Linked DNA regions of Homo sapiens: regions 1, 2, 4, 5, 6 and 7 are each linked to region 3. Evidence: chromatin loops called from intact Hi-C (ENCODE). Cell type or tissue: endothelial cell of umbilical vein. All regions are shown on one strand. Region 1 overlaps CDH13 (cadherin 13). Region 2 overlaps CDH13 (cadherin 13). Region 3 overlaps CDH13 (cadherin 13). Region 4 overlaps CDH13 (cadherin 13). Region 5 overlaps CDH13 (cadherin 13). Region 6 overlaps CDH13 (cadherin 13). Region 7 overlaps CDH13 (cadherin 13).

What was found. Peaks named below come from ENCODE experiments on the same cell type or tissue, not always from the same donor. Only the 100,000 strongest peaks of a DNase experiment are listed, where the experiment ranks them.
Region 1: a loop joins it to region 3, with 7 times the contacts of the local background. A loop is called at or near these places in 10 of 110 quality-filtered maps.
Region 2: it touches region 3 in a loop (5-fold over the local background); 10 of 110 quality-filtered maps call a loop at or near these places.
Region 4: a loop joins it to region 3, with 4 times the contacts of the local background. A loop is called at or near these places in 16 of 110 quality-filtered maps.
Region 5: a loop joins it to region 3, with 7 times the contacts of the local background. A loop is called at or near these places in 20 of 110 quality-filtered maps.
Region 6: a loop joins it to region 3, with 5 times the contacts of the local background. A loop is called at or near these places in 3 of 110 quality-filtered maps.
Region 7: a loop joins it to region 3, with 5 times the contacts of the local background. A loop is called at or near these places in 14 of 110 quality-filtered maps.

Annotation. Positions count from the first base shown.
Region 1 is chr16:83,341,860-83,345,859 of GRCh38, reverse strand. CDH13 (cadherin 13) reads right to left here. Exons shown (of 14, transcript NM_001257.5): 6 at 854-998. Among named protein-coding and RNA genes, the nearest start is that of CDH13-AS1, 56 kb to the left of the region's middle. RefSeq lists an enhancer at 637-1,836. In endothelial cell of umbilical vein, no CTCF peak of the experiment used is centred here; a DNase peak (open chromatin) is centred at 1,659; H3K27ac peaks cover 2,212 bases.
Region 2 is chr16:82,753,529-82,757,528 of GRCh38, reverse strand. The region is part of intron 1 of CDH13 (cadherin 13); the gene reads right to left. Among named protein-coding and RNA genes, the nearest start is that of MIR8058, 67 kb to the right of the region's middle. In endothelial cell of umbilical vein, a CTCF peak has its summit at 1,723 (motif pointing left); DNase peaks (open chromatin) are centred at 1,038 and 2,178; H3K27ac peaks cover 2,543 bases.
Region 3 is chr16:82,627,816-82,631,815 of GRCh38, reverse strand. The region is part of intron 1 of CDH13 (cadherin 13); the gene reads right to left. Among named protein-coding and RNA genes, the nearest start is that of CDH13, 2.8 kb to the right of the region's middle. RefSeq lists an enhancer at 1,563-2,762. In endothelial cell of umbilical vein, no CTCF peak of the experiment used is centred here; DNase peaks (open chromatin) are centred at 935, 2,145, 2,915, 3,745 and 1 weaker place; H3K4me3 peaks cover 745 bases; H3K27ac peaks cover 4,000 bases.
Region 4 is chr16:83,213,613-83,217,612 of GRCh38, reverse strand. CDH13 (cadherin 13) reads right to left here. Exons shown (of 14, transcript NM_001257.5): 5 at 116-268. Among named protein-coding and RNA genes, the nearest start is that of CDH13-AS1, 180 kb to the left of the region's middle. In endothelial cell of umbilical vein, a CTCF peak has its summit at 2,007 (motif pointing right); a DNase peak (open chromatin) is centred at 2,052.
Region 5 is chr16:83,066,811-83,070,810 of GRCh38, reverse strand. All of the region lies in intron 3 of CDH13 (cadherin 13), which reads right to left. Among named protein-coding and RNA genes, the nearest start is that of CDH13-AS1, 330 kb to the left of the region's middle. In endothelial cell of umbilical vein, a CTCF peak has its summit at 1,897 (motif pointing right); DNase peaks (open chromatin) are centred at 220 and 1,910; H3K27ac peaks cover 889 bases.
Region 6 is chr16:82,935,546-82,939,545 of GRCh38, reverse strand. The region is part of intron 2 of CDH13 (cadherin 13); the gene reads right to left. Among named protein-coding and RNA genes, the nearest start is that of MIR8058, 250 kb to the right of the region's middle. In endothelial cell of umbilical vein, no CTCF peak of the experiment used is centred here; DNase peaks (open chromatin) are centred at 1,395 and 2,295; H3K27ac peaks cover 2,070 bases.
Region 7 is chr16:83,444,963-83,448,962 of GRCh38, reverse strand. All of the region lies in intron 6 of CDH13 (cadherin 13), which reads right to left. Among named protein-coding and RNA genes, the nearest start is that of CDH13-AS1, 47 kb to the right of the region's middle. In endothelial cell of umbilical vein, a CTCF peak has its summit at 1,984 (motif pointing right); a DNase peak (open chromatin) is centred at 2,012.

The DNA.
Region 1 (4,000 bases), 710 kb before region 3:
TTGGGCATAATCTAGGAGTATCATGATACTCTTAATATGATACTCTTAATATGGTGTTTTTTTTCACTCAAGTGTATTTTAAAGCTGAAAATCAAAGTGAGCCGAAGAGGAATTTTTCTGTTTTATTCTTTCATTTTCTCAAGCATTATACTTAGGAGTGACTTCAGCTGCTGGCTGTGGGATACTTTAATTTGTATGTATTGGGGCAAAAAAGGAAGCTCTAAATTCTAAAACCGTCCCTGATAGAAAGGTTAAACATGGGAAAAGACAGCGGGAGCTCTATAGTAACCTTGAGTGACTTCTATAACAGTAGGCACATGCATTTACGCATTTCCAGAGAGAGATATCAAACATCCTCCTTTTGGTCCTCTGACTGAAGACAAAAGATTTCTTCATGCACATCTTCTAAGGGAAGGGAAGAAGTCCTACCTATTTTACTAAAATAGTTCTTATTAAAAGGCCACTGTGAAAAGAAAGAACTGAGGAGTTTGTAATGGGGACCCAATTCTCATCAAAGCCCTGCTATAGCACAAAGTTTAGCCTTGGACTTTCACAAAGGTAAGCTGGATATTTACATGGTGCCCAACATCGGCCATGCCTTAGAGACTTAGATGGCAGTCATCCTTGGAGGATGATCTTCAGAGACAATGAAAGAGATTTCCGTAGCTTGCAACACCTCGGTCAAGCTTTGCACTTTAGCTTTCCAACCTGGCTTCTACGCAGGGAAGTATTAAGTCGACGCTGATACGAGCTGACAAGTTGGAACAGCCATAAGACAGTCCCTAGAATCCACAAAGATCAAAGTGTGCCTCTTTCCAAGCCATTACGCTAAAGGTAAGCCAATGTGACATACCTGTGGGTGACCCTTCCATGACGTGGCCGATGTAGGGGCCTTCCCGAAAGATCGGTCGGTTGTCATTCTGATCAATCACAATGACTTCCAGAGGCACCGGCCCCTCGAGAGTTTTGCCATTGACATCAGTGGTCTCCACAAATAGCTATTTGAGCAAAGAGATTGGGGGAGAAAGAAGATATTAATTCATTATGAAAATTCAAATAAGGTTCTCTAGAGAAAGTAGGTTATATCGACAATTTTATGAGCCCTTGGCAATATTGAAATTTTGGTCTCAGAGGATAGTCACTGGGACTAGAATAGAAATTGAACATTCCAGAATAAAAGGCAAAGATCAGTTCACTTTAGATCCCCCTTGGGAAATTTACAATTAATTCATCAAATCGGCAAAGAAAGTTAAAACAAAACAAAAAAACTCAAAACATAAACAGTCATAGCCAAGAAATTACGCTTGTATCATTTCTGTTTTCCCAATATCATTATGCTTAAAAGGAATGTTATGCTAATAAAAATAATTGACTAAGCAGTTATGAACCAAGTACATTAAGAGATAACCAAAAGTGTTTATGGCAATCTTTTAGGAGAAAGTCAGGTCAGTATTTGTTGGGGGCTTTCCTCAGGCTAGGAACTCAGAATTTGCAGGGGGCCTGAATGAGACCTCGGGATTCCTGCCCACCAGGCTGTTTACAATTTCGGAGGATTTCACAACACCATGAATCACTTCCATAGGGAACTACTTTCAGATCTCAATGAAGAAGGCAGCATAAAAAAACAACTTTTTTGTTTGTCTTGGAAACGAAGAATTATGTCATGGCATTTCCAGTGAATCACGGGGACCTTATGCGCACATTTTCTGTGCGTAATTCAACCTTGATTTAACTCAGCGATAAGAGTAATACTTCCTCTTGGATATAAGTGTTGGTCCCCGCATAGGAGTATTTTGATCAGAAAAGGGCATCTGCATTTGGAATCCTAGTACAACTCTTTCCTATCTGTGTGACCTTGAGCAAGACACTGGATCTCAGTTTTCTCATCTGTAAGTGGGGTTAACAAAAACACTCATTATTAGGAATAATAACAAACACTTATCCAGTGCTTACTTTAGCTCTATACTATATTATCTCACTTGATTGTCATAACAACCCTTTGGATCTTTTTACAGAGGAGAGAATGAAAGCAAAGAGAAGATAAATGGTGGAGTCCAGATTTGACCTTGGGAAGTCTGCCTCCAGAGCTCACTTTTTTAACCACTATAAACAATATTTCTAAAGCATTTAAATATGGTCTATCATATAATATGTCTCAAGAATATTAACTGCTGCTATTGTTGCTACAGTTATTATCAATACTATTGTCAAAAAAGAGCCCAAATTAGAAAAATGAAAGACAAACATTCTTGTTATAAATCAGTAGAGTCACATTCCACCTGATGGTATTGTAAACCAGTATAATCCTTTTCAAAAGCATGGCAAAATTCAACAGAAACCACGAAAGACTCATACTTTTGTTCCGTTTTTATACCACTCCTGATCCTATATAAGTTTGCACTACATATTTGGAACTATTCACTGCATTGTTATTTCTCAAAATAAAATTACACTGGCATCTGCCTGAACATCCAGTGGAAGGGAACTAGTTGAAGGAATGTTTGTGTAACAACATATTACAATACAATAATTTTTAAACTTTATTGATCTACTTAGAATATTGAGTAAAAATACACAAAATAACATGAGCATCATCATACATGACCTACAAATATGGATAGAATTTGAAGGCAGTGAGCAAAATGAAACCAGGTATGTGTGGGTAGATAATTTTTAAATTTTTTTCTTTAACATTACTTCATCCTTTTACCAGCAAATTCACACACAGACATACATACTTGATTTCTGGTGCAGATAAAATAATGCATGTAATAAGAAAAAATGAAGTGAACAGAGCCTCGTAATATCTGCACACAAAGGAGATCTCACAGAGAGTGAAATTTTATACTTTTATGTTTTTTTTAAGCTATTATGAGAATACTGCTAACAAAGGAAATCAATCAAAATAAAGCTCTGAGGCAATTTTATGTAATAACATAGGTCTGGTTTTTCATCTTCCCAAAATAGCCAAGGACTTGACTTTAACTCAACCAAAAAAAAAAAAAAAAAAAAAAAACAGAAACAAAAAAACACTGTGCCTAAAGATAACAAATATCTTGGATCTGAATCCTAAGATTCTACATTCTATAAGACTTGGCCAGTATCATAAGCTACAAGTAGGATAGGTAATCAGAATTCACATTTGCCAAATATTCAAATATGCTGAAACTGGGAAGGGCAGACAACAGATCCATCTTAACACAATGGAAAGAAAGACAGAAACTAAGGAGACACCATTGATTAGGATGAATACAGAATGTGGAGCTGAATCTCAGAAAACCAATTATGCAAACAGACAATCCAATGGTATTTTATGTTACAAAACTAATCAGAGTTTGACTCAGACTTTTCAGAGGACAATAATATCAACACAAGTCAAGACCTTTGGAATGGTCTCTAAAAACAGTGAAGGGCTGTTAAGTGGGATTTTCTTAAAGTTAATTTAATAAAAATTATTTGAGGACTCACTACATGTCAGCCATCACGCTGAACACCCTGGTATCCAGTGGTTAGCAGAAAAGATAACCCAGCATGGAAAGACAGGTGATAAACAAGAGAAAAAGATATGAACAAGATAATTTCAGTCACAGATGAGGGCTATGAAGGATATGAGACAGGTTTGAATACGAAAGCTTCACTACCCAATACTGTAGCTGCTAGCCACATATGGCTATTGCAATTTACATTTATTAAAATGAAAAAACTCAGTACTCCAGTCAAACTAGGAACGTTTTGAGTGCTCAGTAGCCACATGCAGGTAGTAGTTACCATATTAGACAACACAGATGTAGAACATTTCCATCACTGGGTAGAGTATGATTGACAAAGTGTGTGTGTGTGTGTGTGTGTGTGTGTGTGTGTGTGTGTGTGGCAGGGGACACCTATTCAAAATAAATGGTGGAGAAAACCTTATTGCTGAGGGAATGTTTCAGCTGAGGCTTGAATGACAAGAAAGTGGAAAGAGATAGCCATACAAAACACATGGAAAATGATTTCTAGA
Region 2 (4,000 bases), 130 kb before region 3:
GGAAGCCCTCTGGGCAGAGCAGCTATCTCTTGCAATTAAATGTTGACATAATTCTTTCAGAGCCATCGATTTGTTTTTGCTCCAAGGCTTCCTCCCAGGCATGTGAGAGCTGCCCTATACCCAGGTAAAGCATTCTTTGAAAACCTGTAAGCTCAAGACAAGGGCCTTTGGACTTGGGGGTTTGGGTAAGAAGTTCAAATATCAAGAAAATTGTTCAGATGCAAATGAAGATATTTGTGGTCACTCATTCAAGTATCTTCAAAGTGCGTACATCAAGCCAAATCTGAACAAGGATCCAGGGGCATGGAAAGGTGGTGAAAAGTGGTCCCTGCCTTAGAGGAGTCTGCAGCAAGAGACAAACAGGAGAGTAGATAGGATACAATACAGCATGGAGGTACTGTGACCACTGTATGAACTAAGAGTTGTGTGGGAAGAGAGGACTGGAGGTGAGAGTGATGGAGGAGCGTCAATGTCCCCATGGATCCTGATGGGCAAGTAACAGTTTGCCAGGCAAAGAAAGAGGAAAAGGAAAGGTCAGTCGTCAACAAAGATAATGTGCCAGCCACTGATATAGATGAGGATGTAGCAAGGGACAAGAGAAGACCCAAATCCTGGCCCTCACAGAGCTTATGAGAATAAAATAATATAAACTAGTGGAAAGTGCTTTAATAATGACAAGGTGATAGTCATGCATTGGTGACAGTCTGTCTCTCTCATCATCAATTTTCAGTTCTAAGAGGAGCTCACGAAAGCATAATCTTCCAAGAATGCTCTCAGGTACTGCTTATATTCAGCTTGGTCCTCCTAATTCTCTGTTTCCTCCTCAGGGAAGGAAAAATACTAACGAGGAAGGAGAAATGCTAATAGTAGCTAATACTATAATTCTCACTGACCTGTTACTCCCTGCTTGACACCATGCTAACCACATAACAAGCATAGCCTCATTTAATGTTCCCACTGTCCCGTAATCTCTATTTTGCCCAACAGGAAACTGAGGCTGAAAGATACTGAGAAACTTGGGCAAGGAACTGCTATACTAACAGCTAGTCACCCCGGGTTGCCACGCAGGTTAAAGGAGCAGCTTGCACATGAGAAGGATTTAACACAGTTCCTGGTTTGCAGTAAGTGATCCACAAATGGTGGCTATTATTATTCTTACTATTATTATCATTACTATAGCAGTCCAGACTAATGACTCATGACTTCTTTCCCTATCAGAAGGATATCACTTTTCACTTGGCCTTCTTGGGAGCATGAGTCCTTTTCCTCTTTCCCCAAATTTTTTATTCCAGAATATCTAATTTACAGACTGTAGTTTTTTGCTTAGCCAAGAACCTGTTGGTTAGGTAACCCTAGCAACAAATAGAAATATGCAACTTTTTACAAGCTACTTCCTCAAAAATCTTTCCATGATAGAGTTTACACATTGAACATTTTAAATATTGAACACTGATCTTGTGGATGCATAAACTTGAAAATACCACTTGCTTTATTGCTTCCCAGCCCCTACTCAAGTATTTCACTCCTCCTAGAACGCTCTGCAACTTCTTTTCTGCCTAAGGCAGAAGCAATCCAACATGTAAAGTCTTCCTGGCCCCTCTCTGAGCTCCAAATATAATTTATATCACTCTCTTCATATTTTCTTGATTGTGTTCATGTTACTACCACCATTTTGACATGATGAATATTTAACAAGGCACATAACCAAAACAAATGCCTAAATCCCCAGTAAGGCCAAAGAATGGACATACCACCTAGTGGTCAATCCCGCCACAACGGATTCTAGTTTAGTTCTTGTTTTGGTTTGGTTCAGTTTTGCTCATAGACCTTGACGTCAGTGATTTTAACAGTTTTAATTATCAGTAAATGTCACTTGAAAGAATAATTGAATGAATACACAAAGAATGGACTGAATAAATGAACAGATGATGGACCAGAATGAGAACATAGGAATAAGGAAATGAGAGAAAGCTACAATGTAAGTTTTAAAACATTTCAGAAAATTGGGGATACATCATCAGAAATAACCAATTTGACAAAATATGGTTACAAGAAAAGCTATTATTTGAACAAGATTACCTCCTCAGAGACTTCAGCTTCATCCTCCTGTGCACTCCCTTTTCTAATCTTCCCAAACACAACTTGCTTAAGCAGTTTCCTTTGTTATTTCCTGGTTTTCCCTCAGTGCAATCACTGCCATATAACTAGAGGGTCAGAAAGGAAGACTCAGAAATGTTCTGTCCCCATGAGCCATCATTTGGGACAGAATGCATATCTCACTTAGGCCTTAAGGTGAGGCTCAAGCTGCAGAGAAAAAGGGAAACATGGAGTAGGGCTGCAGGCACTGGCAAATTTTCTATACAGTCCCTAGATGACCAGCTGGATTTGGACAAAGAGAACACTGCATATATTTTATCAGGTCGACCCATGCCAATGTGTGTACATGCTTGTGTATGCATAGGGATGTATGTGTGTACGCACACATAAAACACATCTGCACACTTCTGATGAATTTGTTTCCCAGGGTAATAGTAAGGAGAACTTTGCAACTACAGCATTGGCTTGAGTTTCTCCTTAACAAACATGATTGCTCTCACAAAATGTCAGGTCAATTATAGAAACCTAGTAATGAACCAAAAATACCTTTCTATGCACTCTTGGCTCATGAAGTACCCACTGACTGTGACAAACACTAGTTAAGGTTTGGATTTTTTTGTATTATTCATAAAAGGACGCAAATGAAATGAGTTGGCTTTTAGAGATCATTATCAAAAGTCTAGATAGCAAAGTCCTGTCAAGTTGTTTTGCATTTTGCCATATAATCATCGTAACAAAAGGTAGAGCTGCTTAGAAATCCAAATAAATTAATAGATAAATAAAACTATAATATTGATCTAGCAGCCCTGAACAGACAATGCCCTACCATCTTCCTTTGTGTAGAAGCTGTGTCTCTGTCTGATAATGCTTAGCAATAGGAAAAGCAAAATGAATGTTTGATGGCAGTTCTCAGGAATCCTAGACAATTCCTACAAACAGTGACCCCTTTTCTAGAAAATAGGAAGCTGGTTAGAAAGGCAGGTTCCAACAGCTCTCTTTAGGATAACTTTATTCTCCTAAAGTTCAGGCCCTAAAATGAAATGGAGACAATAATTTTCCCTGGTGGCATTCATTCGGTTATTCATTCAACAATCATTTATTCATTTTTTCAACAATCATTATTAATGCAGTTCCATTTCTATGTGGGAATGATCATCAAGGAGAAGCAAGGAATGTTAAAATTTATGTTTTAGGACCCCAGGGCAGAAATAGACATGAAAGGTTCTTGTCAGTGCTTAATGCAAATCAAATATCAGGCATTAGAGTTACTGTACACTAAGTTTAATATTAAGGAGTTTCTGCCCTGACCCTGCGCCATGAACTACACATGGCAACAGACTGTGCTGTCATCTCCAGCTGCTGCCCCTGTACCTTTGTACTTTTCATTCCAGAAGCGTGAGCACTAACCGAAGAATCACGGAATGCTAGACCTAGAGGGTTCCTGAGTGATCATGATCTTATTCATGATTCACAGTGAATCAATGAATTAGTGGATGACTACTTCAGAGAAGAAATAGTTCATGGAACTTTAACATATGAAAAGATGAAAGACAGATGGCCCTTGGTGATGGGAGATGGGGTGCCCAGGACTGGACCAAGGCCACTTCTCTCTTGATGTTTGGACAGCTTCTGAGGTGGACCCACAGAATAAAGGGCCCCATGGATTGTGGAGTAAAACCCATTAATCGAGGTCAAGCCTGTTTATGAGATGGCAAAACTCTGAGATGAGGGAGAATCAGTGACGTGCTCACAGTCAGCAAGCTCATTAAGACCTACAATTTGGCACTAGAATCAAAGTCCATGCCTCTCATTACAGCACACTTCCATTTGGCTATAAAGAATTTTTTTTTGATGGAGAATTGTTTTGGATATCTTGAATTTAAGGTGATGGTGGGCCATGCAT
Region 3 (4,000 bases):
TCAAGTTAGAAATGTCCTTTCTTCTCCTCTCCTGCCTTCCCCCAAGCTGCCTCTCTCAGCAGAGAAAGATGACTTTCCACCCTAACTCTAGAATAAGGCCACTGCTGAGTGCCTACTGCAGGAGCAAGAGATCCTACAGCCCAGCCATTCATTGTCTGTGCAGCCTGTTCATACCTGAGGAGCCAGGCCTGGGATCCCAGGTGGCTGCAGAAGAAGCGGGCTGTGGGGAATTATATTGGCAGCATCCTTCAGGAGGGTCAGATTCTCACAGGTGCATGGGTACCTGGCTGACAGCTAAATAGAAACAATGCCAAAACCACTGGTCACTTGGTTTGATTCTGTCCAGCTGATTATTGTAATTGGATGACAGGGGGATATTTCCTTCTCCTTTTCAATGAGTGATGGAAAGTGAGTGGACCTAGCTCAGGAGTCACCCTTCTGGGTGGTTATGTAAGGGGGAAGGTTATCTCCTTCCACAGGCAGAACTGTTCCTGCCTTTTGGCTACCTAAAGAATGAAATCAAGTCCAACCAAAGTCAAATGCCAGGAAATTTCAGAACTTCCTCACATTGCGTATTGCACCGTCTACAAACATCTTTGAAATTTTCCCTGCTCCAATACTCAGAGGGGATACAGAGTCAAAGAATGAATTAGAACAGAACCAACTACAATAGGGGAAAAGAAAGAAAGCAAGAAGAAAGCTAGCGAGAAAGCAAGAGAGCAAAAGAAGGAAAGCAAGAAAGAGAGAGACACAGAAATAAATACAGTGAAAAATGGCAGGATTTCTCATTTGGGGGTGATTGTGGCAATTAATGTGGAATAAGGAGAATAGTTTTGTTTTGATGGAGTTGCTGCATTGAAGTTCTTTAAAATGAGCTGTAGATTCAGAATTTTGTAATGCTGTGGATGGAGCCCTCTTCTGGAGAAATTTTTCAACAGGTATTACAAGATCAAAATGCAGAGATGTACACACTCACTCAGACGCGCACACAGAAACACTGTTGGCTACGTAGATGATATGACTGTCATTCAGGTGTAAATTAAATCCATAGTTTGTCCTTTTCCTACATTCCACTAAATATAAATTAACTAGACTCCCCAAGCAATTGTATTTTTGGAAGGAAATAAGGATGTTTTCAAGAACCTAGCTACACTTTAACCTAAACATTGAACTTCAGATTGAGGCTCAGTTTACACATCCAAGTGCTGATGCTTTTAGATAATGCAGTTATTGAGTATGTTGGTTTGTTGGGCAATTTCACTATAACACATAGAGGATACTTCTGGAAGTAAACAGATTTTACTTAACGGAAAACCCAAGGGCTAAAGATAGAAAAGGGGAGAAGGGAGGGAGGCAGAGTAGGAGCGATCAGCTAAGATGACTGTTGGGGCTTTTAGTATAGACTGTGGAATTACACAAATTCCAGATTACATACTCAGCTTTGCAGTTTATTAAACCTGTTTTGGGACTTGCTAAAAAAAAATATTCAGACAGGTGAACTCTATCACTGACTCCTTTCACTACATATTCCATTTCCCTAGTGCTCTGGAAATCTTACAGGCTGTCATGTATTGACCCTAGGGGGGGAGGGGGCAGCACCCTCTTCAACCCTGTGTCCTTTTCCTCATCCAAAAAGTTCTGCAAATAAACACTGCTCTTAAAACATAACACACAAATTTGCAGGAGCACTATAAGACACTGATTCTCATTGAAAATCCTGAAAATCAAGACTCTGACCCCTAGAGAGAACTCCCCACTTTATAGCGAAATCTCAGAATTCCATGGAACATTTTCAGTCACTCCCAAGCGACTGTCCTCCAAGCCTGAACCCCTCCCTAAATTCCTAATTCTTGGGGGATTACTCACTCATTGTTAGAACTTTTGGTTAGTTGTAAGTGCTACCCAAATAGGGAGGGGAATCACATTTACCATGGAATTTCTTGCTCATTTCTTTCTTGATTTGTTTCACAGTCATTACTTATCATAGGCAAATTCCAGAAGCCACTTCTGGGACAGACTTTCCCAAAACACCCCAGGGGATAGGAGAGGTGACTGTTCAACGGTGCCAGCTTCCAGTCATTGTTGCTTAGAATTCCTCACCTCCTACCAAAATGCCTAAAACAACAACCAAGCCAATAAGCTTACAGAGATTGATGGCTTCCAAAGCCAGACCCGATGCTTTACAACTGTGGTGGAAAAAAACATACAGGCTTGCCTGAACACCACCAGGGCCGAGTGACTAATTTGTTTTATTACATTGTTTTTCCCTTCTGTTTTCTCTCTGCCTCAGGAAAGTTGTGTTTTTGCTCGTCGACTCAAGGCCTCGAAGACTTTCCCCACTTTTTTCTATGGCACACAGAGTTCTGCACGTGAACTTCTTGCTGGTTAACTGGATTGCATCAAAATGATTTCTCTGTGAGGTACTATTGCTACCAGGATATCAATTACTATCCTAATGTGGACATTTGCTCTGATATGCATAACAATTGAAAATAGAAATAAGCCTCTCAGGGCAATCATTTCAATTCACAGCAAAATCTCTGCTTCCTTCATCTAAATAAATAGAGTGAGCCTTCAGAACCCACCTGTGCCAGCCTGGCCCTGGGTGAGGAGACACACCAGTTCATTTGCAAAAAGAACCGTGCGCAGAGCCCTTAGTGCATAAAAATCGATCCTGGGGCCCTGTCACGTGGTCTGTCTTGCTTTAAAGGAGGCATAACTTTGGGCAAGCCCTGGAATATGAACTGAGGTTGAAACCTGCCAAGAAAGAAAGAGGACTGTGAAGTCCTGGACAAGGCAATGGTAAGTGCTCTCAGACACCGACAGCTCCCAGACTGGCATGCATTGCATAGGACATCCTGTTGAATGCAATCCTATCCACTCAGCAGTCCTAGGAAGGCAGCAGATTATTTTACAATGGAGAACTTGGAAGCTCAAAGAGGTTAAACAACTTGCCCGGGTTGGTACCACTAGCAGATGGCAGGAAGGATCTGTCTGAATCCTTTCTGTCTGAGGCATGCTCCAAACCGCCTTGCTAAATTGGGGTATATGTACACACATACAGCCTTGGGGTCTCTAGGGTACAGGACATCTGGAAAACTGGTTCACAGCCAGGCTTGGGATCCATGGCAAGACTCAAGGCTGTAGGGACCCCAAGATAATCAACCAGAAAAGCCTGGTAGAAAAGGAGCTATAACTGGGCAGTCCTTAATCGGGACTGTATATCCAAGAAAGAAGTCAGGAGCTTGGGAGCGGGCTCAGCAGCCGGGCACTTGAATCTCCCCTGGTACTATCACCCATCACTGCATTTCTGAGATGTTAGCCCATTTCCAAAGTCTAAACCCAACATTGCTCTAACAGTGGTCTCCCTTAGAAGTCTGCACCAGTCTCCCCATCCCAGACAGTCCCTACCTGGGAACCCAACTCCCTTCCCCTGCCTTTCACCCGCAAACTCTCACCTGAGCCTCTACCCCGGCCAGGAACTCAACACTCATTCCTAGCACCCTGAGGCACTCCCTGTCTCTTTCCCTCCTTACTCTGCCCGGCCCTGCCCTGCCCTGGCTCTTATCCACCCACTTGCAGGCTGCCAGCTCACTCCAAGTCCCAACGCCTGCCAGAGAGGCGATGGGGGACTGGATCGGGGTGCTCTCCGAAACCACAGGCCCCTGAGCAGCGCAGGGCGTGCCCCCCGCAGCGGCCAGCACCCCAGGCCTGGCCTCGGAGCGCTGCTTTCCTGCACTCAAACTTCCCGAAATCTCTGAGGTGCAGAGGTGACTGCAGGCGGACCGCATCTCCCTCGCCCCCTCTCCTGGTTGGCGTGCCCTTCCCTCGCGCCGTGGCGCTCTGAGGGTTAACAAGCAGCTGCAGCCCGGGTGGGCAAGGCTTGAACTTTTCTCTGCGCTCCGCTCCCGCTCAGGGAAGGCAGCAGAGGCGGCAGCCCGGGATCTGGCCGGAGCTCCAGCTGGCTGGACAATAGGGGTGCGGGGGGCTGGGGCCTGCG
Region 4 (4,000 bases), 590 kb before region 3:
AGCCATGCAGTCCCGGGTTTGATGAGGCACAGAAATAATGAGCTCAGTGGGAAGAAAACAATCTTTGAAAGCCACATTTCTGCGCACAGGGTGGGCATGGGAGAGGGGTACTCACTTGATAAACAGCGATTACTTCTCTGTCCAAGGTCCGTGTCACGGAGACGCTCCCTGTGTTCTCATTGATTCTGAAAATTCCTTTAGGCTCTTGATCCACTCCCTTTCCAGTGAGCCGGAACTTGGACCTTTCTGGCCTGTCACTATCGACTACCTAGTCAGAAAAACAGAGAGACATTTAAAACTGCCTGGAAAACACAGAGAAAGCACATTGCAAACATACTCCCATGAGCAATTCACTAATCACAGGTGCCAGCACATGGGTACCTGGTGAACACAGATTTGACTAAAGTAACAGCACCAGAAATAGCATCACTGCCTAACGCCTTTCATCCTAATATCCACGTCTTTGCAGCTGGCAGCTGAGGAAGCTTACCAGCACTCGGGTGACATACAGTGATGGATCAAGGAGGGCAATAATGCCAGTTCAGTCAAAGTTGGACATTTTATTATTTTTAACTCCACGAAATATATTTTTTTCAAAAAAATATTTATCTGCAAACAAAACAAAAAAGGTAATGGAAGCCATTTGCTGCGCATGCATTGATCAAGATTCCAGGTATTTACATATATCCACTAATCCAGTGTCACCTGCCCTGTCACTTCTACTAGGTACTAGGCATGGTGCAGAGGAAGCACTTTGTCTCATCAGAAAAGGTTTATACATATACATATATACACATATATACACATACACACATCTATTTAGGGGGCTTATATATATAATATGTATATAACCCCTAAATATTATATATATCAAACCCCTATATATTAAATATATATGCATCAATATTATATATAGATACCTCAATTTAGGGGTTTTATATATGTGAAACCCCTAAATATGATATATAATATATATATTAAACCCCTATGTATTATATATATTAAACCCCTATGTATTATATATTAATATATATATTAAACCCTACATATTATATATATTAAACCCCATTATATATATTAAATATTACATATATTAAATCCCTATGTATTAAATATATATAATAAATAAAATATATATGTTATATATAAACCTCAAATTAGGGTTGTGTATATATATATATATATATATATATATATATATATATATATATATATTTCAATGCTGGAGGCAGAGGACATTATTATTTCCACTTAATGGATGAAACCACTGAGATAGAATGAGTCAGCAAGCTGGCCATGGCCAAAGCTATGAAAGAGATAAAAATGGGTTCAGAACCACATCTTCCATTCTCTAGAGACACTGCAATACAACATACAACACTGTCGTTTCTGAATTTACTTTATGGAATTTTCCTACAAATTGTCGACCTTGATTTGACATTTGAAGAATAAATTTGGAAGGGAAAGGTGGAGGAGAGTAGTTCCAGGCAGAGGGAACAGCACAGACAAAGGCAGCAGGCAGACAAGGAAGAGTCTGGAAAGTTTTGCAAATCGTGAGTTACTGGCATATGCTTAAGCATGTAGAGGGTTAGGCTGAGAAGCAGTTGGGGTCAAAGTATGGGGGGTGGTCTTTTTATGTAGATGTGCAACTAAAGAGAACTATTATTGGCATAAGTGGAATCTAGAGTTTACCCTCAAGTATTCATCTATATTTATGTCACTTTATCATCAGAACCTTCAAACGTTAATTTGATTATAACAAAACAATTGAAAGGTCATGAACACAATAATCATTCAGGACACACAGATAAAAGAAAGCTGATACAGATCTAGCTGTCACCAAATTACAAACGAACAGGCACCTGTTGACACATACTCAACAGCGCCTGGAGGGTTTAGGTGGCTAAGACAGGAAACCTGCCCTCTCCTAATCAAAATGGGTCCTGCCCGCCCCCTGCTCCACCACCCCACCACCCCCGCCACTTTAGCTGCCGCCAAGCCTGCAATTCCGATGTCTGACACCAGGTGGCAATGGTGCCTAAGGCAGCATGAACTTTACGCCAGGGTTCATCTGGCAGGATCACTCAAGGCATTACAGGTTTTTTTTTTTTCCGATTAAAAAATGTTGTTTATTAAAATACACTGAGTGTTGACTAAACACCAATTACATATGTTTGTATTTTTAAGAGTAACTGAAAATTGGATACAAAAGAAAATTAAAAATAAACTATGTGGGCCGGGCGTGGTGGCTCATGCCTGTAATCCCAGCACTTTGAGAGGCCAAGGTGGGCGGATCACTTGAGGTCAGGAATTCAAGACCAGCCTGGCCAACATGGTGAAACTCCGTCTCTACAAAAACTACAGAAAATTTAGCTGGGCGTGATGGCGCACACCTGTAATCCCTGTTACTCTGGAGGCTGAGGCAGCAGAATCGCTTGAATCTGGGAGGCATAGGTTGCAGTGAGCTGGGATTGCTCCACTGCACTCTAGCCTGAGTGACAGAGTAAGACTCCATCTCAAAAAAAAAAAAAAAAAAAAAGAGGTGTTTGATACTCTCTGATGAAAATAATTTTCAGTCATTGCTTGACTTGATTAATCCAACTGATACTTTTCCACTGACCCCTCTACTTGCTGCCTGGAAGCCCCATGAGGTCAAGAGCCACAGCTTACTGGGCTCACCATTGGATCCCTGTGGCTGGCAAGTAGCGAGAATGAACTCCACGGATTAGACAGCTATATGTTGCAATCCTAGCTTTCCCAGTGATCCACTGTGTGAGTATGAACACGGTCCATCGCCTCATCTTTAAAGTGCAGATGACACCACTTACTTCCCAGCATTGCCGAGGGTTTAATGAGATGGCATCTATAAAGTACATGTCCTGCCACACAGAAGGAGCTCAGTTAATCAAAGCTAATAATTCCAATATTAATCATCACAATAAAATTACACTGTTGTTAATGGGTAAGAATGGTATCTCTATCCTTTTCTGAGGGAATAGGTGGTTTCCTCTTTTTTTTTTTTTTTTTTTTTTTGAGACAGAGTCTCACTCTGTCACCCAGGCTGGAATGCAGTGGTGCAATTTCGGCTCACTGCAACCTCCGCCTCCCAGGTTCAAGTGATTCTCCCACCTCAGCCCCCTAAGTAGGTGGAACTACAGGCACACGCCACCATGCCTGGCTAATTTTTATATTTTTAGTAGAGATGGGTTTTCCCCATGTTGGCCACGCTAATCTCGAACTCCTTACCTGATGTGATCCACCCGCCTCAGCCTCCCAAAGTGCTGGGATTACAGGTGTGAGCCACCACGTCCGGCCTAGGTTTCCTTTTTAATAACAAAATTCACAGGCCTCCCAGAAGAGAAGTGCTCTGGAAACAGCTCCCTGCGTGGGAAGGGGTCACCAAGCACACTCACCTCTTCTCTGTCACTGTGGTCATTATTGCTTCACCCCTCTCTGCCAGCAGCAGTATTTACTGTGAAGAGCGAAAGAACAAAGCTTCCACGGTGTGGAAGGGGATCCGAGCAGGTTGTCGCTGCTGCCTTGGGGGTGGCCAGCTTTTATTCCCTTATTTGTCCCCACCCATGTCCTGCTGATTGGTCTATTTTACAGAGTGCTGATTGGCCCACTTTACAGAGTGCTGATTGGTCCATTTTACAAACCTCTAGCGAGCCACAGAGTGCAGATTGGTGCGTTTTTACAGAGCACTGATTGGTGCATTTTACAAACCTCTAGGTAGCTACAGAGCACTGATTGGTGCATTTTACAATCCTAGCTACAGAGTGCTGATTGGTGCATTTTACCATCCTCTTCTAAGAAAAGTTCTGCAAGTCCCCACTCCACCCAGGAAGTCCAGCTGGCTTCACCTCTCATTACCACCTTTGCCCAAATATGGATTAAAACTCCTTCCTCTTGTTCTCCTAAGCACACCTGAGATGAGCAGGTCCTTTTTGAAGATTCTATTAACATACAATGCATTCTGACGAGCAACGAACATGGGAAT
Region 5 (4,000 bases), 440 kb before region 3:
TATTGCTTAAGACAACTCCTTTGCTGAACTAGGTTTTTACATTTGAATTTCCAAGGCTTTCCCTTGGCTCCTGATTTACAATCCCTCACAGATAAATAGTTCAGTCATTCCCTTCAATGTAATTGAAGGTCAATCATCTTCTTGGGCGTCTCAGCATTGTCCAGTCACACTAGCGCTTTCCTTCCTGAGAAAACTTGGATTATATTAGTCATGTTTGCTTTTCTAAAGCAACTTTTACTTCTAAAATAACTTTTATCACCAAGATAGTTTTTTTAATACTGCACCAAGGCTATTAAAAAGAATGGAAACTACAGATCATAAAAACATCAACAGTAAAACACTCATTTCCGTGCAAGTTGTGAAATGAAATCAATGTATCTTAACTTATTCTTTAAGAAGAAAAGAAGATAAAGGGAAAGTTCCAATTTTTGTTATCATTTAATCCAACTTTATGAATTCCTTGGTACTTATGGCCAGAAGGCACCTCAAAGGTCATCGTACCCAACACCCTTAAACTGTCAGTATCAAGTTGATAGTGGCTTGTATCAAATATTTAGTTATAGGGAAAGAGACCACATGTATTTCCAAGAGTGAGTTTTTAAAGGATAGTTAATGATTTTAAAGTTCTCTAGAAGCAAAGAAAGCTGAGATTTGTTGCTGCAAGAGCAGAATTTCTTAATAAGCATGCCAAGAAGCAAGAGGATTTCAGAACAGCTAGTGTGATATTTTAGGTGAAAACAATTTTTCTATCTAGAGAAGCATCAAGTGCCTTGAAAAAAAGGGAAGTTGTCCTCAAAATTTTGGGAAATTTTTAAAGTGCCATTGGCCCAATTTTTCTTCATTTCCTTACTTTTATTTCTTTTTCTGGTATCCATCAACTACACTGATTGCCGATTTCTGTCTGCATTTCTAGAGAGAGCAAGAATCAACATTTAGTTCAAATGGTTTGTTTTCCTCTAAAAGACAATTGCTTGCTGCCTGCCCTTGTGAGAGACAGAGCCTATCGTGTTAAATCTAAGGAGATGCATGGACCAGTTCCTGTCCACTCTGAACAGGGTTAGCACTGGAATGGGTGTCAGAGTGAGCCTTTGGGGAGAGCCAATCAGGGTGAGGATGGCCCCAGCCCAGGAAAAGACAAGAGGATGAGGCTGGAGGAAGCAGTGATAGTCTTTCTGAGAGGCAGCATGGCATAGTAGATAAGATTCTAGTAACACATTTCCTGAGTTTGAATCTTGGCTTTGCATTTTTTAGATAGGTGACTTTGGATGGTGACTTACCCTCTTCATGCCTCAGCTTTTCATCTTCAAAATAAGAATGACAATAACAATTTCTACCTTAGGGGGGGCTGTTACATACATGAAATGTTCACATAAAACAATGCCTGGCACGTAGTAGGTGTTTCTATAGGTGATTCTTAGAAAAGAAAACGGTATTGCAAAAATTATGTGATCATATTTACAAATTATTTTTATTAATCAGAAATCTGAAACTCACATTTCCACTAAAGAGTGCCACAGTTCCACTAAAGAGCCCTGTGGATGAATACTGATTGGTGTTAGAACTCTGATAAATAAGGGTGGCCTCATCTGAATGACATTGAGACCACTGATTACTCCTTTATTGGAAAATGCGCATTGACAAAAATAATTCAAGATGCAAACAAATAATTCAAGATGTACAATTAAATGAAATAATTTAATTAGATGTTTTATGGGATAAGTGAAAGACATGCCTTTGGGATTTTGAGAATCTGACTTAAATTGAAGCAGTTAATGCTTCTTGTTCTGGGATATCCAGACAACTGAACTGGGGGCATGGGAAATGGGTAACTTTTGCCTCAACAGCAAACCTTCTAAACCTTCATAGTGAAAACATTCTTAACCAGTGGGTGGCAATCATGTGTCATAATGCAAAAGACCATACTTCCTTTTGGAAAATTTAGACATTGGCCAGAAATTGAACAACAAGGGGGCAGGGAACGGTTAAGGCAGAAAAATTGGCAAGCAGGGTGTCCACAGCCCTTGCACTCCATGAACTTGCAGACTTAAAATACTGAAGCTCAAAGATGTAAACCATTCCCAACCTTTTTATGCCAACTGCCTGCTGAATTCTTCTTGCAGAGCTGTGGGGCATATTTTTTTAATTAATGGCATTAAAGATGAAGACCATGGAGGCCAGTATGTTTGGTGATGGCAAAGGCTTATTGGGAAGTCAGAAGAATGGTCAGGTGGCTGGTTCAGAGGGTCAGGCCATAGTGTTTAAAGAGGCTGGTTACAACAAAAAGAGCAACGAGTGTGAGAATTGTACCGCATACAGCCTTACCTTATTGGCTTGCTCAACATTCGCCAAACCCTGAACGTCATCACACAAGTGAGAGGGTAGCATATTTCATATGTGACTAGTCTCCAAAGTTACAGAGTCTTGGGAAGTTCCACTTAATAGCCAAGCAGCAATGAGTCAGTCAGTTTTCCTCCATAAGCCTCAGTTATTCTAGATAGATAATAAAGTGGGGATGAAAGTTATATGGCAAAACCTTAGGGTTTTTTAGACACTAAGTGAGATAATGCCTATAAAATGATTAGAATGATGTCTGGCACTTAAGAAAATGTATAGAAATATGATTCTAATTTCATTGGAAGTTGGCATCTGCTGTGTACAATTCAACCCAGCAGATCCGACTGTGGTAATGCTCTCAGCTATCCATTTCAGGTGGGGCCCTTGTTTTGCCAAGTCCTCCTTGTATCTTTCACAAAGTGGCAGTCATATGGATCTAATAGAGGAGCTGGGAGGATTGACTGAGATGATGAACTGATCATGCTCTGGTAGCCTCAGAGTTGAGAATGAGGGTGAAGGCTTCTTAAGCCCAGGCCAGGGATATTTTTCATAGGTCCTCCTTCAAACTTTTTGGCCAGAGCAGGTGGCGAAATGGAGGATAGAGGGGATGGGAGGCCTGAGACATTCCGGTATCTAGAGGCCAGAGAGAAGAAGAGAGGGGCAGGAACAGCAGGCTGACGGAAGGAGAGGAACCAAGAGAGATTACTACTCTGCTCTCTGCTTTTCCTTTTTCATTAAAATGCTTTTCTTCATCCTATTCTGTTTCAGTATTTTCCTAACCTACTTTTGTTATTCAGTCATGTTTCCCTTGACTATAATAAATCAATTGCACTAAAATTATTATAGGTTGTGCATTTTATCCCTAAAGTTAAATATTCAGTGAGGTTCTTCGATCATGAACCTTAGTTTGTGGAGGTTGTAAAACATTAATACTTCCAAACTGCAGCAAAAAATGCTTGTCGTTTGTACGTTTGTTTCCTATCATTTCTTGAGCACAATCATGTCTCAAACACTATATGGGTTCTTTTACTTGTTTGCTGTCATTGAGTCCTTGATACAACCAACTATGGATGGTTCCCATTTTATAGAACTGGAAACTATGGCTCAAAGGGATATAGTGACTTACTATAGTTCTGCATGGTAGTAGACAAGTAGACAGTAGGTATTCCTCAGTTCTCAGCCCGTGCCGTTAACCACTGTACTATGCAGAGCCTCCACAACACAATACTTATCAACATTACTCAGAGATACAGTCAGTTGCCTTCTGCTGCTGAAAGATTTGATAGGAAGAGAATGAAGGCTGCTCTTTGGAATAAGAGCAAAGATAAATGTAGCAAAGACAAAATGGCTCCTAGGGAAGTGAAACTCTACTACCTAATTGATGGTATTAGCACATCTGAAGAATGAAGGACGCTTAAAACGGTCAGTCATCCATGGCAGCTTGGAAAATAAGATGCCTCCTGGAGGCAACTTTGCAGTACTCATCCTAGAGGCAGGAAAAATTGCTGAAGCAAAGACTTCAGCATTTGGTGACAAAGACAGTCTGAACCCCTTGGTAAAGTTAGGCTTTCTTAGTCCAGTGCCTTTAAGCACTCACTCTAACCAACACTTCATGCTCACTAAGCAGCCTTCTGATTATGAATTGGTCTTCCATGAAGGGTAGAGT
Region 6 (4,000 bases), 310 kb before region 3:
CGCTTTAGGTATGTGCGTAATTATTCATTGTTCTGTCAACAGGCCTCCCTCCTTCCCTCCCTCCCTCCCTCCCTCTCTCCCTCTCCCTCCCTCTCCCTTGCTCCCTTTTATTTAATTTTTTTTGAGCTAAGGTCTTACTCTGTCACCCAGGCTGGAGTGCAATGGTGCCATCTCAGCTCACTGCAACCTCCGTCTCCCTGGCTCAAGCATTCCTTCTGTCTCAGCCTATTGAGTAGCTGGAACTACAGGTGCACACCAGCACACCTGGCTAATTTTTGTATTTCTAGTAGAACAGGGTTTCACCATGTTGCCCAGGCTGATCTCAAACCCCTGAGCTCAGGTGATCCATCTGCCTCAGCCTCTGAAATGTCTGGGATTGCAGGCGTGAGCCACTGCACCCAGCCTTGTGACCACTGCTTTCTAATGCCATTTTCCACACCAGAGGAGATGCTGTCAGTGTCTTGCCAAATTCCTCAGACTGCACCCCACTTCACTGTGCTCCAGACAACCTCCCATTGCAGGATGTGCAGTTCTGTGCCTGAAGGCTTTTCCCAGAACCACAGAAGATGAATCTTCCTGTGTATGTGGCAGGTGTGATGCCCCTCTGGTTGGAAGTGTTCCCAAATCAACACCCTTTTTCTGGGAGTAGTCCTCAACCAAGAGCACTGAAATAAGTACCTCCAGCTGAAGGGAACTCCCTCCCTCCTCAGGATGGATAACTCTGAAGTGTGTCTTCTACATTACTTCCAGAGTTTTCTTACAGGATTAAACTTTAGTTGCCTACCATAGCTTAATACTGCACCCTACGTTGACTCTCCTTTCTTTTTCCTTGTCTTGTGTGCAGTACTGATGCTTCCTGCACCTTTTAAATAAACTATACACACTCACATCCTTGTCTCTTCTCGAGGACTGCAATTAAGACACACACAAACCCATGTCATCTCATGTGTCCCCACTGGACCAGTGTCTTAGACTCTGGACAACGGTGGCCTCTCAGAAGGCCCCTGCTGATGCTGGGCAGTGCCATGCTGAGACATGTTTCTAATACCACAGACTCTTTACACTTCAGACACTCTGTCAAAAGCTCAGTATTGAAATTACCTCATTATCTCATCTAAGGCTGGCAGAGACCATTGATATTTGAGAGGGCTAATCTAAAAGAAACATTGATCATTTAATCTGCTCAGTTTACTGAGTTCTATTCCCGAATCAAGTCAAATCGCCAGGAAGCTTAGCGCTCTGTAGGAGTGCATTCACCTTATCACGATTCCTTTTCATGTCTTTACTGAGGTAAGATATACAATGTAACCAGGCAAAGGCTGTTTTTACACCTCTGGAAAAATAGCTGTTGAAAAAGCTATTGCCTGTGTAACTCAATGCCCTTTTCAGTAAAGGCTCTTAAGATACATTCTTCCCAGAAATAAATGCCAAGTGGAAAAAGTATTATCTTTCCGTTTTTTGGCGTGTTGTTGCTACCGCTGTTGCAGCTGCTTTTTCTTTTTCTTCTTCTTTCAATTAAACAATGAAAATTATGTAAGCTAACACAATTCCATTGTTACAGGGTTAAGTAAAAACTCAAAGTAAATTAAGTGTTACATTTGAATAACTATATCCAATTACTGTCCTTTTATATTATACGTCTTTAAAAATATTTTTACCTCCATCCAATTGTACTTTAATCAGCTGTTTAGAAATATTTAAAAAACAAATGTGATAGATATGATGAATAAACAACATTAAATCTACAAATCATCAGAATATAAGCTCTGCTATAAAATAGGTTATATGTGGACAAACAGATATTATGGACGCTTGATTCATGATGACCTACATTTGGTTCATAGAAAAAATGAAGTTCCTGCAGTTCAGAGATAACATAGGAAGGATCAACAGGTAACCTTCTGTTTGCAACAATATATCTGTTTGCAACTGGCTTGCAATAATATACATGTTTATTCATTCAGTCAGTCACAAATTTTGTGTGTCTGCTATGTGCTAGGTATGGCATTAAGGTTAGGAATAGATCTCTGAGAAAATATACAAATGCTGACTCTGTTCTCACGGAATTCGTGATTCAGCTAGACTGTGTGTGTGTGTGTGTGTGTGTCTGTGTGTGTGTGTGTGTGCATGTGTATGTGTGTGAGACACAGAGAGAGACACAGAGGGACAGAGAGACAAAGAAAAAATAGCTTCATTTAAAGATTGCCTCGCCCAACCTCCAATGAAAAGTAAAATAGCAACAAAGGGAAGTAAGGAAACAGCTTTGGAAACCTGATTGTGAATGTTTATGTATATCTGTGAGGCTAGCACCTAGCATGAGTCACGGCTTGTACTATAGCTGCATCAGAAAAAAAAGAAAAAGCAAAACAATGCAGCAGTAGCGTGACCACCCTATCAAGAGGGAACAGGCGTTTGTGGGTTTAGTTTAATGCTAGTTACTATTTCTATTTTCTTAAAACAGAATGGAGAGCTCTGCAGTTGCCCTCTGTTTAATGATGCATGAGGTCTTGACAAGAACCTAAACACCAGCCTGTGGTTTGTTTTGGTTGTGCTGATGTCGTGCTGAGGTCACAGCCCAGGACCATGACCCCAGAGGCCCTGATAAAGGAGTATCTCCACTCTTGGCACTACCATACCTTAGTCTTCAAAGGTGAACTCTGGGAGGAGTCCATGAAGATCTACAAGCAAATGGTTGGGCGAAGTGTACCTCCCCCACTCCCCACCTGTTCTTTCCCTAAACGCACACAAGACTAAGCAGTTGTGTGGGCAATGCACTCAAGTAGAGTTGATTCTACCTATTCTCACAGTGCTCGTCCAACATATGCCTTGGTCATTGGCATCCGTAGGTAGGACAAATGTTTCAATATGAACGTTACGATCTAAAGTAGCATCACCACTCGGGGGACTAGTTAGAAATGCAAATTCTCAGTCCTCATCCCTGAACTTCTGAGTTAAAAATGCTGAAGGTGGGGGGCCTACTGTTTTAATAAACCCTATAGATCAGCAGTCTTCCAACCTTTTCAGCACCAAGGACCAGTTTTGTGGAAGCTAATTTTTTCATGGGATGGGGAAAGTTGGTGGGTGGGGTGGATTCGGGTTGAAACTGTTCTACCTCAGATCATCAGGCATTACATTCTCATAAGGAGCACACAATCTAGATCCCTGGCATGTACAATTCACAATAGGGTTCACGTTCCTGATGATACAGGAGTTAAGAAGAAATTACACAGGCAGATGGTAAGGGCATGGGAATCCTTGGTAAGGCTTTTCTTTTTAATAAAAAGCAACCCCAAATAATTTTCTAACAAAGAAAATGTAAAGTTGAGCTGCAGACATAGACAAGCAAGCTGGAGACTTGCACAGGTGAATGCTGGCAGGAACTAAGGACTAGACATGTTCAAGATGGCAGCTCCGTCTTCCTTTCTCTGCCAGCCACATGTACAGTAAGAAGCAGACAAGATGGTGCCAATCAACTGGAAAGCCCATTTGCATAAGATTAGGGTGGGGTGACCAGCCTTGCCCATGCCCTGTGTAAACATCATACCTGACAGAACCAATGGGTGAGCACTATGCAAATCAGACACTGCCTCTTTAAACCTGACTATAAAATTCAGCACAGCTGCCACCCGCTGGTCTTTTTCTGCTCCAAGACCACTTCCTCTATAGAGGAAGCTGTTTCTCTTTCTCTTCTCTTCTACGTGTTAAACCTCCACTCCTAAACTCCTCGTGTGTGTCCATGACCTAAATTTTCCTGGTACACAACAAGAAACCCCAGGGTATATACCCCAGGCAACATAGCCACTTTCTATGAGACTCTAATGACACTACCAATCTGACAGGAGGTGGAGCTCAGGGGGTTATTGCTGACTCTCCTGCTGTGGTCCATAGCCCAGAGGTTGGGGACCCCTGCTATACGTGATTCTGATATACACTCAAGTTCGAGAATCACTGCTTAAGAATCAGTTTTCTGAAATGATTTCCAAGGTAGGTCCTTTTTACT
Region 7 (4,000 bases), 820 kb before region 3:
TCTTTCTGTAATCTGTCTCCATACGAAGAATCCTGTATTCCTCACTGGCTGCTCTTTCGAAAGTCATCAGTAACCTCCAAATCATCAAGTCCTGTGACCTTTGCTCAGAAACTTCTTGGAGTCTTTGCTGTCTCAGAGGTGTGGAACCAGTCCACCCTATCCTCCCCAAATCTCTATTTTCTATTCCTTTCACTCCTCCCCACCACTGAAGTTCACCTTCCCCAGCTGGGCTGTCTTGCAGGCATGGAATGAATGCATCCTCTTACTCTCATCTCTACTGCTTTTCCCTGGAAAAATTGACCAATTCTATAAATCATCATGAAGAGGAGGAGGAGCTATAATGATACTAGTTAGTATCTGCTGAAGCTTACAGGGCCAGTCACTCTTCTCATGTTAAACCAAAGATACTCAATGCTGCTCTATGAAGAGGCCCCTATCATAGTGCTGCTTTTACACAACAGTGACATGAAGCTCAGAGACACTGAGCACCTTGTTCTGGGGCACACAGCCATTGAGCATCTTGTTCTAGGGAAGAGATCTGACCCAGTGTCATGCACAGAACTGCTGAACCCTCTTCCTTTGATCTTGTTTCTCCCTCCAAGCTGAAGTTGGTATCTTGGATCTCTGCATTTATATGTCTAGCTACCATGATGGTGTCTGCATGCCTGCCCTGGTTTTATTCCCTTTTATCTGCAAATGAGCCCCTCCTTACTGATTTCTTTACATATCAGTGATACCACATTTCCTGCTCCACTCCAGATAGCTAGACTCAGATCATGAGATTAAAAAAAAAATCTTTAGCTCACTCAGCTCCACTATCACCTACACAAAGCTATCATTTAAAAGTTATATCTCTATAATAAAATAAAAGATGGGGACCATATTTACCCCTATCTCAGCTAAACACTGTGCTTTTCCTCTCATTCCCTTGGAAGTACCTGCTCCAGGCAAGTTCCTATTGGGAGTCAAAGGGGCTTCTGAAAACTCCCAGAGCAATCTTTTTCCCTGTAACAGAGGAGACTGGGGACCAGAGAGGTGGGGCAACTTCTGCAGACCACAGAGTGAATCACATCAAGGGCTACTTGATGTGGGAGCTTCTTGAGAGAGAGAACTGGTCTATCTCATTTTAACTATGGTGCCTGGCAAACAGTCGATATTTAATATAAATCATTATAAATTATAAAAAATAAATCAATATTTAATATATATAATATAAAATATAATTTAATATAATTTAAAAAAATGATTATCTCTAACTTCACATTCCAGCCTCCATTACCCTTTTGTCACCTTGATACTCTCACACTTGGTTTATTTCAGGATCCTCTTGACCTGTTTTCACACGCTTCTTCCTGTACACAGGTGTGAAACTCATCTTGCTAAAGATCTGGTATCATCTGCCCCGCCCAGCTCAAACAGCACCAATGGTGTTTATCTGCTCTTTGGGTGAGGGCAACATCCCTTGTCTAACTGGCGGGCTTTCCACAGTCCTGATCCACAGTAACTCATCTGCTTCATCCATCAAACTTTTTTTTCTTTGTTTTTTTGGGATGGAGTCTAGCTCTTGTAGCCCAGGCTGGAGTGCAGTGGCGTGATCTCAGCTCGCTGCAACATCTGCCTCCCAGGTTCAAGCAAATCTCCTGCCTTGGCCTCCTGAGTAGCTGGGATTAGAAGCACCCACCACCACGCCCGGCTAATTTTTGTATTTTTAGTAGAGATGGGGTTTCACCATGTTGACTAGGCTGGTCTCGAACTCCTGACCTCAGGTGATCCATCTGCCTCGCCCTCCCAAAGAGCTGGGATTACAGGCGTGAGCCACCGCATCCAGCACAAACCAAAAAAAAAAAAAAAAAAAAAAAAAAAAAAGGTTACTATAAGGTGTTTTTTGTTTTTTTTTTTTTTTTTTTTTAAGACGGGTGACCAGTGGTGGTGGTAAGTCTATTTAAATCATTTCCTTACTTCTTAACCCCTTCAATGCAGGTACATGACCATTAGGTGGCAGTAATGCATCACTCTAAGGAAATAAATCAATGGTTCAGCTTAACACTTGAGATAGAGGTAAACATGGTCCCCAGCTTTTATTTTATTATAAAGACATAACTTTTAAAAGCCCCCCAAAAGGATAAGCTTAAAGACTTTGGATTTGTTACATGTACTCCTTAATAAAGCCATCATGGAATTCATTCCAGTTGCCCAGGAGTTCCTTTCCCAGTCATTTCTCCATGTTGTAGCAGACTAGATAATTGGAGTCTACTGAACTTGTTTAAATTAATTACAGGGAAGACTTTCCTATCTGGAGCTCGTTCCTTTGATTACCACCAGAAAGAGAGGAGATGGAGAAATGAGCAGAAAATTGCCCCAGAGTTTAATGGTACCAAATCCCTGTGTGGTTTTTCTTCCATTGTTCAGCAGAATGGACTTCTGTACCCTGCTAATTTTCATTTTCTGTCCTTTCTTCTCTGCGGCTGGGAATAATTTACATTATTTTATAAAACTGGAGGCACAAAACTCTAACACTGAGTGGTGGAAACCGATCTCATTAAGCAACTTCCTTTTTTAAAAAGGCTCAGCTGACCATCTATGCCTAAGGGCTTACTTCTAAATCTAGTGAAGGTACTTTCTAATTTTTTCTTTTTTCTTTCTTTCTTTTTTTTTTTTTTTTGAGACAGTCTCACTCTGTCGCCCAGGCTGGAGTGCAGTGGCATGATCTCGGCTCACCGCAACCTCTGCCTGCTGGGTTCAAGCGATTCTCTTGCCTCAGCCTCCTAAATAGCTGGGATTACAGGCACATGCCACCATGCCTAGAAAATTTCTGTATTTTTTGTAGAGATGGGGTTTCACCACGTTGGCCATGCTGGTCTTGAACTCCTGACCTCCTGTAATCTGCCCCCCCACCTCAGCCTCCCAAAGTGCTGGGATTACAGACCTGAGCCACAGCACCTGACCTTCCTCATGTTTTTCTATACCCAATAAAAAAGTTTGATGGGGGAGGGATGGGGATAATGCTTTAGAAATCTTTTAGTTGCCTTTTTGAGTCAAGAGGCACAAAGATCTCTGAACTGTCTGTTGTTCGGCGTGGTTTGTAGGAATCATCTTCCTCCTACTTCAGTATCTCCCCAAGTACCTACTTGAGGAAGACTGGGAACTCCGAGTTATATTTCCAAGCTAAACACTTCTCCCCCTACCTTAGGACAAGTTTTAGATGCTTATCAGATCTTCTAACTGAATTCTGGAAATCTCAGCTATTCCAGTTTTACTTAGCCACGTGATGAAAACATCTATTCAGAATTCTAAAAGCAAAAAAGGTGGAGAAAGAAAAAACATGATGGTCTTTATCGCTAACAAAATGTGCAGAGAGAAATTAAAGCCAAGTGTGAAAGTTCCTTGCTATCTTCTGGTTGCGCCTTTGTGGAATACTAACGCAGCTGTGGGAGGCTATCGGTCCAGAATCTTGGCTTCCTCCACCCTGCAGCCAGGTGATAAAGCTCCTCCTTAATGACCCAGAAGCCTGAGGAAATTGAGGCCAAGTGTGAACACAGCAGGATCTGATTTTCTAGGCCAGAAATTCATTTTAGGGAAAACTTAGGAAGCTTTTCTGAAATAACTTTTCTTCTTTTGTAGAAGAATGATTCGGGTAGGTGAAAATGATGCAAACCTTTTATAATTTATAAAACCTTTTATAAATTATAAAAGCTTTTATAAATTATAAAAGCTTTTATAAATTATAAACTCTCGCAGCCTCAGTTTCCTCAGCTGCAAAATGGGAAAACTATTACTCAAATGTCAGTGTTGTATGAGGATTAAATGAGAGAGTAGTAGCTGGCATGGAAGGAGGTCACACCTGTGAGTTTATTCAGACTCCACTGCCATGAAAAATATCAAAAATTAAGAATATAAATAATCCCTGAAAGGCAAAGTCTTAATTAACTAGCATGGCCTCATTTGAAAAAAATCCCAGCCCTGTGGTTTCTGAATATGGATAAACAATGCCATCCTTTCT